Linked DNA regions of Homo sapiens: region 2 is linked to region 1. A link is a loop called in an ENCODE intact Hi-C map of the cell type or tissue named here. Cell type or tissue: heart left ventricle. All regions are shown on one strand. Links, peaks and the distances in the headings refer to the core of each region. The heading gives the core; the rest is flanking DNA. Region 1 holds the start of LOC105373335 (a long non-coding RNA gene). Region 2 overlaps BCORL1 (BCL6 corepressor like 1).

Region 1 (7,674 bases), core at 1,623-6,622:
GGAAACAGGAGCTTTGGGTTCTGTTCTCCAATGCTGCTCCTCATTTACTTAGGTCCATCACTTCCCCCCTCTAAGCCAAATCTTCAGGCCAAGGGAGATGACCATTGTCAATATCTAGGGCCTTCCAGCTCTACATTCTGTGGTGCCAAAAGAAGATGAAGCTAAGTGGGCCGGGCATGGTGGTTCACACCTGTAATCCCAGCACTTTGGGAGGCCAAGGCGGGTGGATCACAAGGTCAGGAGATCGAGACCATCCTAACACAGTGAAACCCCATCTCTACTAAAAAAAAAAATACAAAAAAAAATTAGCCAGGCATGGTGGCAGGCCCCTGTAGTCCCAGCTACTAGGGAGGCTGAGGCAGGAGAATGGTGTGAACCTGGGAGGCGGAGCTTGCAGTGAGCCGAGATCACGCCACTGCACTCCAGCCTGGGAGACAGAGCGAGACTCCATCTCAAAAAAAAAAAAAAAAAAAAAAAAAAGATGAAACTAAGTGTAACGGCCTGGTAGAGTTCAGGATTCGGGTTCCTTAAAACATCAATCCTGGCCAGGCGCGGTGGCTCACGCCTGTAATCCCAGCACTTTGGGAGGCTGAGGCGGGTGGATCACGAGGTCAGGAGATCAAGACATCCTGGCTAACACGGTGAAACCCCGTCTCTACTAAAAATACAAAAAATTAGCCGGGCGTGGTGGTGGGCACCTGTAGTCCCAGCTACTCGGGAGGCTGAGGCAGGAGAATGGCGTGAACCCAGGAGGCAGAGCTTGCAGTGAGCGGAGATCGTGCCACTGCACTCCAGCCTGGGCGACAGAGCGAGACTCCGTCTCAAAAAACAAAAAAAAAATATCAATCCTAAGAGAGGGAAGGAGGAGACTGAAAGCATAAAGAGGGTAGAAAAGTCATAAAATCCACAGGGATACACAATGGTCTGGATTCTTGCAGTCACAGTGTTACATAGGAAAGCTCACTCTGGGACAACAGCCCTGGAGCTCCTGTAGCTAGATAGGGACAGTGTCACTTGTAATCCCAGCTACTTGGTAGGCAGAGGTTGCAGTGAGCAGAGATCACCCCACTGCACTCCAGCCTGGGCCACAGAGTGAGACTCTGTCTCAAAAAAAAGAAAAACAAAGATGGGCAGTGTCAGGGTGGTTTTTCAGACCCTGAATTGTTGAATAGATGGGGGATCCAGAGCCAACTCAGGCCCCCCTACTCCCAAATGTCATCAAACAGATTGAATTCCTAAGGGCAGATGGGAGCAATGGGACGCCTTGACCTCTCAGTCTCTTCACTTGCAGTCATCATGTGGAACCGTGGCCTGTACCAAAACAGTACCTGATGAAAGCTGCCATTACAGTATACAACTGCACCCCAGGCCTGCCTCATACCAAATCATTCTCCTTCCTTTCCAGGTACGAGTGCTTCCATATCCATTTACCCACCATTGGCAATTTGAAAGGACCATCCAGACCCCCATAGGATCCACATGGAACACCCAGAGGGCTTTCCAAAAGCTGACTACTCCCAAGGTCGTCACCAAGCCAGGCCATATCATTAACCCCATAAAAGCAGAAGACGTGGGCTACCGGTCTTCCTCAAGGTCGGACCTGTCTGTCATACAGAGGAATCCAAAACGAATCACCACACGTCACAAAAAACAGCTGAAGAAATGCTCTGTAGATTGAGTTGCTGGAGGAGTGACAGCCAGGAGCCCTGACTTCACTTCCTTTGGTCCAGTTTTACTCTGATACAGGGTGGATTCCAAAACTGGCTCAGTACATTGCATGTAGTTAAGCCACATTTTAAAAATAAAGGCATTTTTTAATCTATTTACCTGGAGTATATGTTGCATTGTCCCCCAGTGGGATCATTTCGTTCAAGTCAGACACCTTTGGACTCTACAGCATTGCATTTCTCGAGTTGCACTTGTCAGGGCCACCTCCTTTTCTTACCAAGGATTATGTAGTTGGTCCTAAATCGAAATGGAGAAAGTTAACTGTAGTCTGTAACCTTAAATATATCACATCAGATATGATCCACCATTAATAACTGCCAACTTGAAGAGACAGGGTTAATAATGATAAAATATTGTATATTTTAACCTCTGAACCTAGAAAGAGGATGTACAAACTGCAATTGGATTCTGCCCTAGACTGATCCTAAGACCAGGACGGTGCCGAAGCTGGGTTCTGTCCCCACAAGTCTAGCCACAGCCATTTTTTTCACATGTGTGAGCTTCCCAGCTTGTACAGGCTGCTGTCTACAATATCTCATATATAACCTTCTACTTATTTTCTCATAAGAAGACCAGGAGGTTTGACCCTTATTTTGTAGATAAAGGTAGATGTGATTTCAGAAGTAAACCTCTATTGCCTTTCCTTCCTAACTCAGGGCCCACTCCTCACCATTGATTGAAAGTGTAGTTTATTCAAGCATTGCTTTGCTATATGACAGTTCACATGGGCTTCTCAGCTCTGAGGAACTTGGCCTGGCTTTGGATGGCAAGAAATATACGGAAAGAGCCCCTGCAGCTGAGTTTCCTAACAAGGAATTTGGGAAACCCCTCTGATTCCAAAATGACACCACTACTGCACCTTGCCTCCTACCTTGGAGATTCAGTCCTATCCCCAGTATTCTTAGACCACAGTGGGTTCATTTTTGTGTCACAGGCCCCTCTAAAAATATGTTGAACGTTATGAACCGTCTCCAGAAAAATGTGCACACACACACATTTGTATGGCATTTTACATACAGTTTCAGGGGTTTTCAAGACATTTGGAATCCCTGGGCCAAAAGCTGTACCACTCCAAGTTTTCTTTTGCAATCCCCCCAACAGATACGGCCTTCTGAGCACACCACTCTCCAAATCAGTTCCAAAACGTTTAGACCTCAATGGTAGCTAGTCCCAGTTATCTTTATAAGAGAAAATTTTCAGAATAGAGCGTGCATCTAGTGTTACACATTAAACTGAAGTGAAAAGCCAAAGGATAAATTTATATGAATTCCCCAGTGGGGTCCCCTGTGGCCCCCTACTATTGCTCATCCTCTTAAGAAACAACCTGGGACTGGGAAGGTAAGGGAAATGAGTATGTTGAGCAGTGTTCAGTGCCCAAAAGGCATGCTTAAGTATCCATTGGCTTGAGATTATCCACGATCCACTCGCTGGTTGACACTTAAGTCAGTAGCCAGTGGTAGGGGATGCGGGAGCCCTGCCCACTCCTGCCTCCGTTTAAGAGACCACAACATTCTCTTGCACTCTTTTGAGCACAAAGCTGCTACCTCCGTCCCACCCACCCCCCAAATTGAGGCGCCCAATCAAGTGTCCCCGGTAAATGGCCAATCCCCGTCTACTTTCCCCGGACCCTCTTCAGCTCCGTTTGCTCCCCACTACCCAGGAGTGATGCAAGCCACCCCATCCTTCAAAGGAGAAGGCAGGTGCCAGAGCGTGCTATAAACGACGCCCATTCCCAGCCTTCCAAGCCCCCAAACAGATTCGATTGTTGTTTCGTGGGGCTTTTTTTTCTTTTCTTCCTCCGAACCTCCGAAGTGTTCTCCCTTCCCATTGGCCGAAGCTGCCCCTTGACGCCACCCTGGCCTTGCTCGCTGATTGGTCCACTCTGGATGTGCCCAAGCCTTTTTCCCAGGGTGTGGCGCCCCCCCGCCCCCAACAGGGTTCTGACCCCTGGCTCCTCCCTTCCCCCCAAGCCCCCCTCTCTGTTCCGAATGGTTCCGCCCTGGCTCGGCTCCCCCACGGCCCAGGCCGCTGCCCTTAGGGCCCCCGGACGGGGCGGGGCACGCTGGGGACGGGCAGAGGGCGGTGGTGGCGCCTTCCTGCCGAGTCCGAGGCCGCCCCCGCCACCCTTCTCTAATCCTTGTAGGTCCCACTTTCCCCTGGGCAGTTCTCCTCCTGCATCGGTAGCCCCGTCCCGTCTGTGCAGCCCCCACCGTGGTCTTTGGGTCATCTCGAAGAGCTGCGTTAAATCCCTGCCCTCAGCGCTGCACACACGCCCATCCGCCTCCACCCTCGGGTCCCCGCACCACCCCCTTTTCCCGTGTCGGCTCCCCCTTCCCCTCCCGAGACCGCGGAAGCTCCGACCCCCTTCCCTCGCTGACTGTCCATCCCCAGGACCCCCGTCCCTGTGTGTGGCCAGTCCCAGCGGCCTCTCCTTCGCGGCCTCCCTTCGCCTTCGTGGCCAGCGTGGTGGAGCACTCCCGCCCCCCTTTTCTCCGTACCCCCGCGCTCCCTTATGTTGTCCCTTCTTGTCCCTCTCTAAGTCCCTCCCACACTATGCCCCCCCGCGGTACACACACACCCCTCCCCGCGAGGCGTCCCCCGGCGCCCCTCCCCTACCCCCGCTCGTCTATGCCCCTCCCACCCACCCCGTCCTTTTGTCTCCTCTTTGGTCTCTAAGTCCCCCGCCCCTCCCTCGCTCCCGCCCTCACTCCCCCGAGCACGCTCTTATCTTCCCCAGGTCCCAGCGCCCCGCCCCGCGGCCGCGCCCCGCGGCCCCCTCCCTTCCGCGGCCCCGTCTCCGCCCTCCGCGCTCCGCCCTCCCCCCCGCGGCTCCTGCCCGCCAGCCCGGCCGGCCTCCGGTTCCCGGGTCGCTCCTCCTGCGGCAGCCGCCGCTCCCCGACCCACCCTTCCCGGGCCGGCGGCTCGCGTTCCCGCGCGGTCTCCCCACACACGCACTCCCGCCGCCCCGCTCCGCTCGCTCGCTCGCCGAGGCCCTGCAGCGGCCCGGCCCAGCGCAGCGCGCAGCCCGCAGCCCGTCCTCGGGGAGCCTCGGCGCCCCGTGGCCGCAGGCACCTCGCGGACAGGCGGGCTGGCGGCCCGGGAGCGCGAACCCGAGCCGGGCTGGGTGTCCCTCGCCCAGCCTGGCCCTCGGAAGCCTCGCGGGGCGCAGGGGCCCGTCGGAAATGTTTGGGGGACGGGCCGGCCGCGGTTCCTCCCGCAGCCCAGGCCGGGCCGGCGCGTCCCGGGGAGTCGCCGCGACCTTATCTCCGAGGATGACTTGATCCGGAGCCTCCTCCCGGCTCCCGCCCCAAACCTGTGCCACCAACGCGCGAAGCGCAGCTGAGACTCGCGGCTGGCGGGAGGAGGGCGGGGGACTGTCCTGAAAATGCCCAAGCCGTGAGGGATCCTAAGCCGACCGTCAGACCCGGAGAGGCGAGGTCTAGTGACACGTCCCTGCCACCCAGGGAAAGAGGGCGAGCCCACGCCAAGCGCCACGGATCCCTGCCTCTCCGCCCAGGGTTCTCCCCACTACGCATTGCAGAGCCCTTGGATAGACCTCGCCGGACCCAGAGTGAGGGACGTGGCTCAAGTCGACAGAACACCCAGCCACCCACCCACATGCCAATAGACACTTTTAAAAAGTCTGATCGGGTCGGGCTCGGTGGCTCACGCCTGTACTCCCAACACTTTGGGAGGTCGAGGTGGGCGGGTCACGGGAGGTCAGGAGTTCGAGACCACCCTGACCAACATGGCGAAACCCCATCTCTACTAAAAATACAAAAATTAGCCGGGCGTGGTGGTGGGCGCCTGTAGTCCCAGCTACTCGGGAGGCTGAGGCATGAGAATCGCTTGAACCCAGGAGGTGTAGGTTCCAGTGAGCCAAAATCGCGCCACTGCACTCCAGCCTGGGCAACAGAGTGAGACTCTGTCTCAAAAAAAAAAAAAAAAAAAAAGAATAAAAAGTCTTCGATGATGCCCAAGTTGACCGTGTTTCCTCGCCCGAACCTCTTCTCCCAAGCCCTCACTCAGTCTTACCTACTTACCCACCAGACTGGAAGCTCTTTGAAGGGGTTCCTGTTTGTTGCAGTGGCTCACTCAATGGATCCCTTGTGATTGGTGGACAAGTGGATGTATTTGTTAACTGCTCGCCTTTGGGATCTGTGTCATTGTGTGACTTAAGGTTGTAAACTCGGGAGGGCCAGGACCGGGTGGGGATTACTAGCTCGTGCCAGGCACAGCATGATACCCAAAGGGATGGGCCATCAATGCTTTTTGAGACTGATGTAACTAATTATGCAGGAGGCAGATGCCTACCTCTTGGTCCCCAGAACTGCCAGTTCCAGGGCTAAGTCTGAGTGAGGAAGAAACGAAGGAGCTGTCTTAGCTCATCCCTAATGGGAGGCCGACTCGCTGGGACTAGATATGGCTGCAGTCACCACACGAACACACCGGGTGACGTGACTTTCTAGTACTAGGAATACTTTGCAGGGAGCCAGAAACTCGACTTTAACTCCAGTTTGCAACTGGAGCTGGGAGGCAGAAAGTAGCCAGGTTTTTCTCAGTGTGAAGCAAACTGTCCCGTGTAAGGATCAAACCTGTAGTTCTTCATCCATTACCCCAAGGTCGACCTGAAGCCCGATCTGTCAGAAGAGGGAGGCTGCAAACAAACTGGACCTGAGGTCAACAGCACTTACCCCAGGGGCCGGGGGGTGGGGGGTGGACAGTGGAAGCACTCCTTCCTCCCATTTACGGATGCAAGATTCACCCTGTACTTTGCAGCTCATTTGTAACCTGGTCGCTTTAGAGTTGGTCCAGCTCCCTGCCCACCTCACACCTCCACCCCCAGCCAGACGGGTCCTCTCTGTCCTTCCTCAGCCCTACACTGTCTTCGCCCAAGTCAGCCTGCTCTAAATGGACAAGGTCAGTGATCCAAGCAGAAACTGAAATAGTAACAATCGGACAGTGTCAAGAGACTCCGGCAGAGATGCCTCGGAGCGCCCGGCCTCCTCCTCTGCCTTGGCACAGATGTTCTTATTGTCCTGGAAAGAAATACCAAATTCCCTCCCCAAGCGTGAAGCGAGGATACTCTGGGACTTAGCCTCCAAGGACAGAGTCGCCTTCCCAGCCCAGTTCCCCTGCCCCCTAATCAGACTGAGATAGTCACCATCCCTCTTCCCCATCCTAGCCAAGACTTCTCCCCCTCACCAAGGAGATTATGGGGAGTGGGGCTGGAGCTGCATGAGAAGATTGCTAAACTGTTCTACAGTCCTCTTTAGGGACTGTTAGCACATCAAAATACATATTTGGAAAATGCTCACAATTAACACTGGGAGAAAAACAGTAAACACAGTGTCACTTTGCCAGGCTCAACAGTTTTGTTTTGTTTTGTTTAAATGCTAATGGCCTCAAATGGGGAGCAGCATCCATCAGTTAAATAAACAAGCCATTAGACTGAGACTAGAAGTGTCAACACATGACTAATCTACTAATTGGGAGAAGGCATGGTGTAGTGAGGAGCAAGGCAGCAAAGCATGCTGGAGGCTGTGGAGTGGACTTGCTTACACGCAGAAGCACGTGGGGTTGGAGCCAACGAGACCTGAGTTTGAGTCCTGCCTCGATCAGTTGTCAGCTGTGTGGCCTTCAGTGAGTTATTTCATTTTCCTGAGCCGCTGTTTCACATTCTGTGAAATAGGGACATTAATAGTACCTACACCACAGGGTTGTTATAGGAATGAACTGAGATAATACAAGTTCTTGGTGCGATGTAGGAGCCTGCCACATCGTAAGTGTTTGATGTCTGTTGGCTGTTATTGATCATAATAAAATACCTTGTGTACAGTAGACTCAAAAAATAGATAAAAAAATGACTTGTGGTCGCTAGATATTAGCAATAAAATGGTGAACATGGTCTCTAGACCCCCTACCAAAAACAACTGGCAAAGGGGA
Region 2 (7,674 bases), core at 1-5,000, 87 kb after region 1:
CAGCCACAAGCCAAGGCCGTGGTCCGGAGTTCCCACAGACCCAAGGTGAGTGCTGAGCTAAGGTCCAGGGTGGGGCCGAGATGCCGCTGGTCTACTTCGTGCCATGGATAGCAACCTCCTGTGACCCCTACCCTGTGACACAGTGCTGTTGGGCAGCTGTGTGAACTGAACGGATTGGAAGGCTTTTGTAAAAGTAATAATGACCTGCTGTCCCCTCCCTAGGTCACATTTTCCATATACGGTGTCTCAGCATGGGGAGAGGCTGGCTTGTAGTTTGTAGGATGTGGGAAATGATTCTGTCCCTGGGGTAGGGAAGCCATTGTCCCAGATGAGATCGGAAAGCGGAAGAAGGTATTGGTGAGGGAAATCAATGAATAACAGGCTCTTCCTTGAATAACCATTCTTCCTTTTCCTTTACTGAGAGAACACTGGCCTTGAGAACTTAGGGATGGGGAGAGCAGGGGCCTCTGACGGGGTTGTTCCTTTCACCACTGGTTGGGGGGCCTGCTTAGGATTTGCTGGGAGCCTTGTGGGGTCAGAGCCAATTTGGCTTCTGTGCTAATCAGTTTCCTACCCGCTCGAATGCTTGAGGCAGCAGCTTTGGGTTTTGGCCCACTGGGGATTGGATGGGCAAGGCAGGTTGGGTGTCTGGGTGTTGGTCTTGACAGGCTATGGATGGTGGCAGAGTTCTAGGCAAAAAGGTGGGCCAGGAGCACTTGATGAGAATCCCCTGGTCCCCCAGAAGGGACCAGAGGCTACTGGTGATCCAAGGAGAATCTTGAAACATTTGAGGATAGGGTTTATTAAAAATCTAGAACAACTTGAAGTTCTGTTAGCAAGCTTTCAAGTTGGATGTTCATGTACACTAAGGGACAAAATTTCTGGCTAGAGCACTGTGAATTTGGCTGTGGCACAAGTTTATGGTCTTTTTTGGACCATAGACCATTTTGAAAAGCTGGTGAGAGCTATGGACCCTGTTCCCAGAAATGTGACCTCAGAATTTTGCCAATAATTTTAGGGGGTTCATGGACCTGACCTCTGCCCCATCGCCCAAAGCTCACCCAGGGACTGCAGGTTAAGAACCCCTGGGATAGGTGTTTGGGTGGATTTTAACTCACAAACCTCACAACCACCCTGGTATGTCAGAGACACGTGAAGTAGGAACGTGGGTCATGACGCAGTAGAGCATATAACGTTTGGCAGGTAATTGCCATCTGCGCTCGGTGGTAATAAGAATAATAATTCATGTCGTTAGAGTTGTGTTTTTACATTTGTTATCTAATCGTTACAGTAACCATATGAGGTGAATGCTACACCAATCTACAGGTGAGAAAATAAATGAAACAGAGGCTCAGAGAGGATACATTACCCAGTTACACAGCTACTAACTTGCAGAGCTAGAACTCAGACTCTGGTCTCTGGTTCCAAAGTCCATGTTCTTCTTCAGCTATACCATATTATCTTCCACTCTCTTTTTGTTTTTTTTTTTTTGAGTCAGGGTCTTGCTCTGTCACCCGGGCTGGAGTGCAGTGGCTCGATCACAGCTCATTGCAGCCTTCACCTTCTGGGCTCAAGCAGTCTCCCACTTTAGCCTCCCAAGTAGCTGGGACCACAGGTGTGTACCACTACACCTGGCTAATTATTTTTTGTAGAGACGAGGTCTCACTATGTTGGCTAAGCTGGTCTCGGACTCCTGGGCTGAAGCGATCCTCCTGCTTCAGCCTCCCAAAGTGCTGGGATTACAGGCGTGAGCCACCTCACCTGGCCATCTTCTACTCTCCGCCCATGGAACTGTTTCACTGAATGTTTTGCAAGTTTTTGTTGCATGGCTACTGTATGCCAGTCCTTCCCAGGCAATGGGAATACCTCTTCAGGAGGGTGGTATCATAGATTGATGAGGAGTATGCTCCCTGGAGCCAGACACGGAGCCTGGGTTTGAATTTTGGCCCCACCTCTTCCTAGCTGTGTGCTATTAGTCAAGCTACTTAATCTCTATGGCCTTCAGTTTCTTAATCTATACACAAGACAATAATAGTATCTACTCATAGAGTTGTGAAGATTAAATGAGATGATGATATAAAATGTCCACAATAGGCAAATCCATGGAGACAGAAAGTAGACTAGTGGTTGCCTAGGGTTGGGGAGGATGGAAGAGTTGGGGAGTGACTGTTTAATGGGTATTGGGTTTCCATTCAGGGTGATGAAAAAGTTCTGGAGCTAGATAAGTAGGGATGGTTACATAGCTCTATGACTATACTAAAAACAATTGAATTTTACACTTAAGTGAATTGCATGGTATGTCTTAATAAATTGTATCTCAGTAAAGCTGTCATTTTAAAAAAGATTAAAGAACGTGATATACATAAGTGTGTACAGTAGTATCTGGCACATAGTAGGTGTTCAGTTAGTGTTAGTGGTTGCTGTTATTGTTAGCATTACAAACAAAATAGATGTGGCCCCGCCTCTCATGAAGCTTATGTCTCTCAGATGACTCAGTGACAGGTGGGCACTGCCCTATCCTATATTAGATGAACAGTTCAGTGGGCCCACTATCAAATGCAGAGGGCAGAAATTAAAATGACAAGATCAGGGGCCTGGAAGCAGCTCTTTGCAACTGCCTGTAAGGATTTAGTAAATGTCTATTTTTTGGGAGTGCAAATCACTTCGTTCCTTCTTTTTTTTTACATGCCACCTTCCTGAGAAGGAAACTGTTGATCAGCAAACTAAGATCAGGGGTTTGTTTGAAATAGCCCCTTTCAGGGCTTGGCCAAGAGTGAAAATAGTCTCCTGTTGCCAATACCACCTGCCCAAGGCCTCTCAGGATCCTAAAGGGCCTTCTGCATCACCAGCAAAGAGAGAGAGTTCTGCTTCATTTGGTGCTGGATGTATTTTATTGTCCTCTCATTCCTTGGAAAGCTCTTTGGAAAATATTTCAAAACTGTTAACCAGAATGTTCATCTCTCACGGTCTCCCCATCCTCCCAACTTCATGCATAAGTTGGAGTGTGCGAAATATTTTTATTCCTGACCTCAGGTGATCCGCTGGCCTTGGCTTCCCGAGGTGCTGGGATTACAGGCTTGAGCCACCGCGCCCTGCTAGATGTTCTGTTTTACTTGTTTTTGTCTTCGGAAGTAAAAGTTAATGATCTGCATTTGAAAGAGCCAGCTAAGAATGATATTCAGAAATAAATAGGACATGTTCAAATGTATGTGCATTTGACTTTATTCCCCCTGACTTAAAATAGTTTTTCTCCAGCCGTACCTGAAGGTTAGTTTTTAAGCAGTAGTTCCTCATCTTCCTCTTTCCAACCAATGCTTTCCTCCTCCTAACACTTTGGTTTGTAGGAACTGGCAGCAAGCCAAGGGGGAAACTGAACTTGAATTTTTAGCTCAGGCCTCTGCTGAAAATAAGAAGCAGGAAGAGTTCATGGGATAGGAGGAGTCCTGGAATTTGATGGGTAGTGGTGACTCCCTGTCCCTGGAGAATTAGGAGGCCCCAGCCCCCGAAAATGTTCCATCAGTAAGGTATGTGCCATCCCCTTAGCTGGAGGTACACCACGATAACCTTCTAGCAGGCGAGGCATGGGTCAGCTTAGGGGAAAAACAGCTCAAGCAAGTTTAACCCTTCCTTTCCTCCTCGGACCTGCTTTTATTGTTCCAACGTTTTGCTTATTCTGCACTCCCTGCATACTAGAATACTGGAAATCCCTACATTGCCCTATTTCTTGTTTAGTGGCACAGAGAGACCTCAAAGCTCGTGAGAATACGTGACTGTTAGGCTGAGAGTGTCCTTGCAGTGTGTGAGCACAGCCATTGTGCCTCTTAGATGTGCCAGGCAGTGGGCGTGGGAGAAGCTGAGCTGAAGCAGCCGAGGAAGTGATTCAGGGAAGATAGGTAGCGAGAGCTGATGCCCAGAGGCCCGGGCTGGGGGCCAGGACCCCCGGGTCCTAGTCCCAATTCTGGGTCTTTCTCACTGCAAGCACAAATGTGCTAACTTGCGGGTTGGCCTGGTAAGTGGCAGTCCCTGAGCCAGTGGACACATGGGATTGTGTGTTACCCTGGACAAGTCATTCAACCCTTTGTCTTGGAGCCTCCGTTTTCTTATCTGTTCAGTGGGGATAATATTAGCTTCTCCTCCCAGGGTTGTGGGGAGGATAAAATCCAATAATAGAGATGAGAGCATTTGGAAAGGCTGAAAGTGCTACAGAGTATAAAGTGGCATTATGAATAATGCTTGGGCCTTTTCACTGGGTTTTATAAATATGAGGATATTTGAATTGCTCCTGTGTCATGTTTTTCTTCTTGCCTTAGTTGAATCTATTTTCTGGTATTAATTTACACGTGAAAAGAGACAATTTTTCTTGAGTTGGCCTGTACTGAGAATTATTTTCAGTTGTTGGTGCAATACCATTCACAGTGAAGTTATTTGAACAATGTAGTCTCCCAACTTGCAGAAGAGGCATTTTGTTTAATGCCGGTCTCTCCATTGGTGTTTGGGTACAGAGAGTATGGGGCCTGACTTTGCACCTTTTAAAATGACTTTGGGTGTTTATTCACTGGCTTTTGAACGCAGACTCTGTAGACCTCTTTAAAGTGATGGGATGTGGACGCCTATGGGGATTAGCTGGGGCCCTGGACTCAGTCCAAAAGAGCCCCTGTCACCCACTCTGGAAGGCAGTGCACGGCCCCTTGCCCCTGGTCCCCCACTCTGGGCAGCTCATGCCTCTAGGTCAGAAACGGGACACATGGCTCAACCCCTGGAGAGCTTTCTTAAGAAGCAAAACTGACCTCAGACCTGACCCTCTACCTCTCCACAGTGCCGGAAGCTGCCCAGTGACCCCCAGGAATCCACCAAGAAAAGCCCCAGGGGGGCTTCAGATTCAGGAAAAGAGCACAATGGAGTCAGGGGAAAGCACAAGCACCGGAAGCCGACAAAGCCGGAGTCCCAGTCTCCAGGAAAACGAGCCGACAGCCACGAGGAAGGTAGGCCCCGCGGCCCTGGCCCTCTGGGCTGGGCTGCAGAGGGATCCCCAGGGCACAGTGGTGAGGGCAGAGGGGCTCAGGCGCTGACTCCTTCACTCTGGAAAAGTGAGACTTCTTCACTGTGGAAAGAAGATATGATTGACCCCTCTGAAGTCTAAGGTGAGCGAGCAAGGATCGGGGGCCCCTTCTGCTCCTCCTGGGTGCTAGAATAAGGCTGAAGGAAGTGGTTTTCCGACACAAACACCAGGCCCACAACACAGTAGCCGACCCATTTCCCCGCGATGGGTCTAGGCTCAAAGAAACAAGTTTAAGGAGAATTTAGACAAAAACCACGGAATGGGGGTTCATTACGCTGTCTTCTTTGGGTATACTGGAAAACTGCTATTCTGAAAGGACAAAAATAAATAGCTAGTTAGCTAGGAGAGTTTAGAGAAATCTTAAACGTTTATTATCATTTAGGGACACACAGGATATCTGGGATGACGGGGCTGGTATGTGTCCCTAACCTGTCCGTTTTGCCACTAATAGTTTCTGGGCACCCTTATCAGGGAGAGAATCCCCAGCATTCCTGAGCATAGGAGTCCAGGTTCATGGTCTTGCCCACCTGACGTGACTATGACCTGCCTCTTCTGGTCTGTTCTTTTTTTTTTTGAGACAGAGTCTCACTTTGCTTCCCAGGCTAGAGGGAGTTCAGTGGCACAATATCGGTTCACTGCAGCCTCAACCTCCTGAGCTCAAGTGATCCTCCTACCTCAGCCTCCCGAGTAGCTGGGACCACAGGCATGTGCCATTACACCTGGCTAATGTTTGTAGTTTTGAAGAGATGGGGTTTCACCATGTTTCCCAGGCTGGTCTTGAACTCCTGGGCTCAAGCCATCTCCCTGCCTCAGCCTCCCAAAGTGTTGGGATTACAGGCGTCAGCCACTGCGTCCGGCCTCATCTGTTCTTAGCCGTTTTTTCTCTGTTCACTGGCTCCTTGTTCCTATCTTCCCACCTCACTCAATCCTCCAAGATTCACTGAGGTTGCCCTCCTCTGGGACCTGCTCCAGCTCAGTTAGAACTTTGTTTATTTTCTTTCTTTCTTTCTTTTTTTTTTTTTTTTTTTTTTTTTTTTTGAGATGGAGTCTCACTCTGTCACCCAGGCTGGAGTGCAGTGGCACAATCTTGGCTCACTGCAAACTCTGCATCCCAGGTTCAAGTGATTCTCCTTCCTCAGCCTCCCAAGTATCTGGGACTACAGGTGAGTGCCACCACGCCCGGCGAATTTTTGTATTTTTAGTAGAGTCGGGGTTTCACCATGTTGGCCATGCTGGGCTCGATCTCCTGACCTCAGGTGATCCACCCACCTCGGCCTCCCAAAGTGCTGGGATTACAGGCGTGAGCCACCATGCCCAGCAGAACTTTGTTGAGGTGCAGCAGCCTCAGAGTCCTATGGGCAGTGGGGCCTCCTACTTTCCTACTTTCTGGCACACCATCACATTGATACTGTGCACTGCCTTTTCTGGTATCAGCAAAAGCGACCAAACTCTCAGTTTTTAAAAACCACCTGGAAACACTCATTGTCTACAAGAGACACATATGTGATGGCCACGTAAGGGGAGTGAATAAATGTAACCCAGATTAACCACAGGGTAAACACAAACTCTTTCTCAATCTTTCCCCCGAGCCTCACAGGTGGGCTTTCTGGTCTTTAAGCTTTGATTGTAACATTTCTGCCTTCTGTCCCCAAACCACACATCACTCCAGGTTCCTTGGAAAAGAAAGCAAAGAGCAGTTTCCGTGACTTTATTCCTGTGGTTCTGAGCACCCGCACGCGCAGTCAGTCTGGTGAGTGAGACTAAGGTGATGGCCCCTCTCAGCATCTTCTATGAAAAGAGAGATCGAAATCTGGTTGAGCAGTTTTACCATGGGCCCAGGTGTCGAGTTGGGAATTTGATTCACTGTGCCACAATGCCCAGCTCCTTGCAGAGATAAGAGAGCCCTGGGTGGGGGCAGGGGACAAATAGTCCTCAAATATTGCCCACTGTTTGAGGATTATTTGTTCAACTTTTCAGAGCAGGGATTTGACATCTCTTGTTGGGAGCTGATGGTGGAAAGAGGTAAGGCCTGTGCCACTCGGGAAAGCTGGTTCAACTCCAAGCTTTGGCACCTCGTCATTACTGGGGCTAATCTCAGGCACAGACATTTAACTTTCTACCTTGGTCTTATTGCCCTATGTGACAGGCAGCCTCAAAGTTGGAAAAGTCATTGAATCGTCAGGGCTGGCAGAATCACATTTGGCTCCCTGAATTTGTGTTGGTCAACCTCTAGGGACTAAAAAAAGCTAGCCCTTTCTAGCCACCACTACCTTCTGCTAGCCTCCACACTGGTATCCAGGGCTGGAGATAGTTGTCCCAGTTCACCCAATTTCCATGCAAATTGGATAGAATGGGGAAGCAAGGTATAGTGTAAACTCAGTTATCTGACATTCTAGTAACCGGCACCTTAGCACATGGCAAGCGAGGTGGTAATTGGGGCTCATAATGATGGCCTGGAGGCCTTACAAAATCCTGAAGTGTCCTCTGAATTATCAAAGAGCAATTACATTACAGCCAGTCCCATTTTAGTGTTAAACACATTGTACTGTATTTGATTCTTTGGAAATTGGTGATCCCTTTGTGATCTCTATGATGATTCTGTATTAACCAGAATA

What was found. Peaks named below come from ENCODE experiments on the same cell type or tissue, not always from the same donor. Only the 100,000 strongest peaks of a DNase experiment are listed, where the experiment ranks them.
Region 2: it touches region 1 in a loop (8-fold over the local background); 71 of 110 quality-filtered maps call a loop at or near these places.

Annotation. Positions count from the first base shown.
Region 1 is chrX:129,927,931-129,935,604 of GRCh38, forward strand. It overlaps UTP14A (UTP14A small subunit processome component), which reads left to right. Exons shown (of 15, transcript NM_006649.4): 15 at 1,406-1,822. The coding sequence ends at 1,678. It overlaps LOC105373335 (a long non-coding RNA gene), which reads right to left and starts at 5,843. Exons shown (of 3, transcript NR_188631.1): 1 at 5,764-5,843; 2 at 1,828-1,965. RefSeq lists an enhancer at 3,313-3,432 and silencers at 3,673-3,912, 3,983-4,072, 4,153-4,232, 4,243-4,402, 4,433-4,902. In heart left ventricle, for the core only: no CTCF peak of the experiment used is centred there; DNase peaks (open chromatin) are centred at 3,691, 4,411 and 4,961; H3K4me3 peaks cover 2,471 bases; H3K27ac peaks cover 2,003 bases.
Region 2 is chrX:130,016,169-130,023,842 of GRCh38, forward strand. BCORL1 (BCL6 corepressor like 1) reads left to right here. Exons shown (of 14, transcript NM_001379451.1): 4 at 1-45; 5 at 4,817-4,982; 6 at 6,729-6,809. LOC124905216 (a long non-coding RNA gene) reads right to left here. Exons shown (of 2, transcript XR_007068333.1): 2 at 6,730-6,847. Among named protein-coding and RNA genes, the nearest start is that of BCORL1, 37 kb to the left of the region's middle. In heart left ventricle, for the core only: no CTCF peak of the experiment used is centred there; no DNase peak of the experiment used is centred there.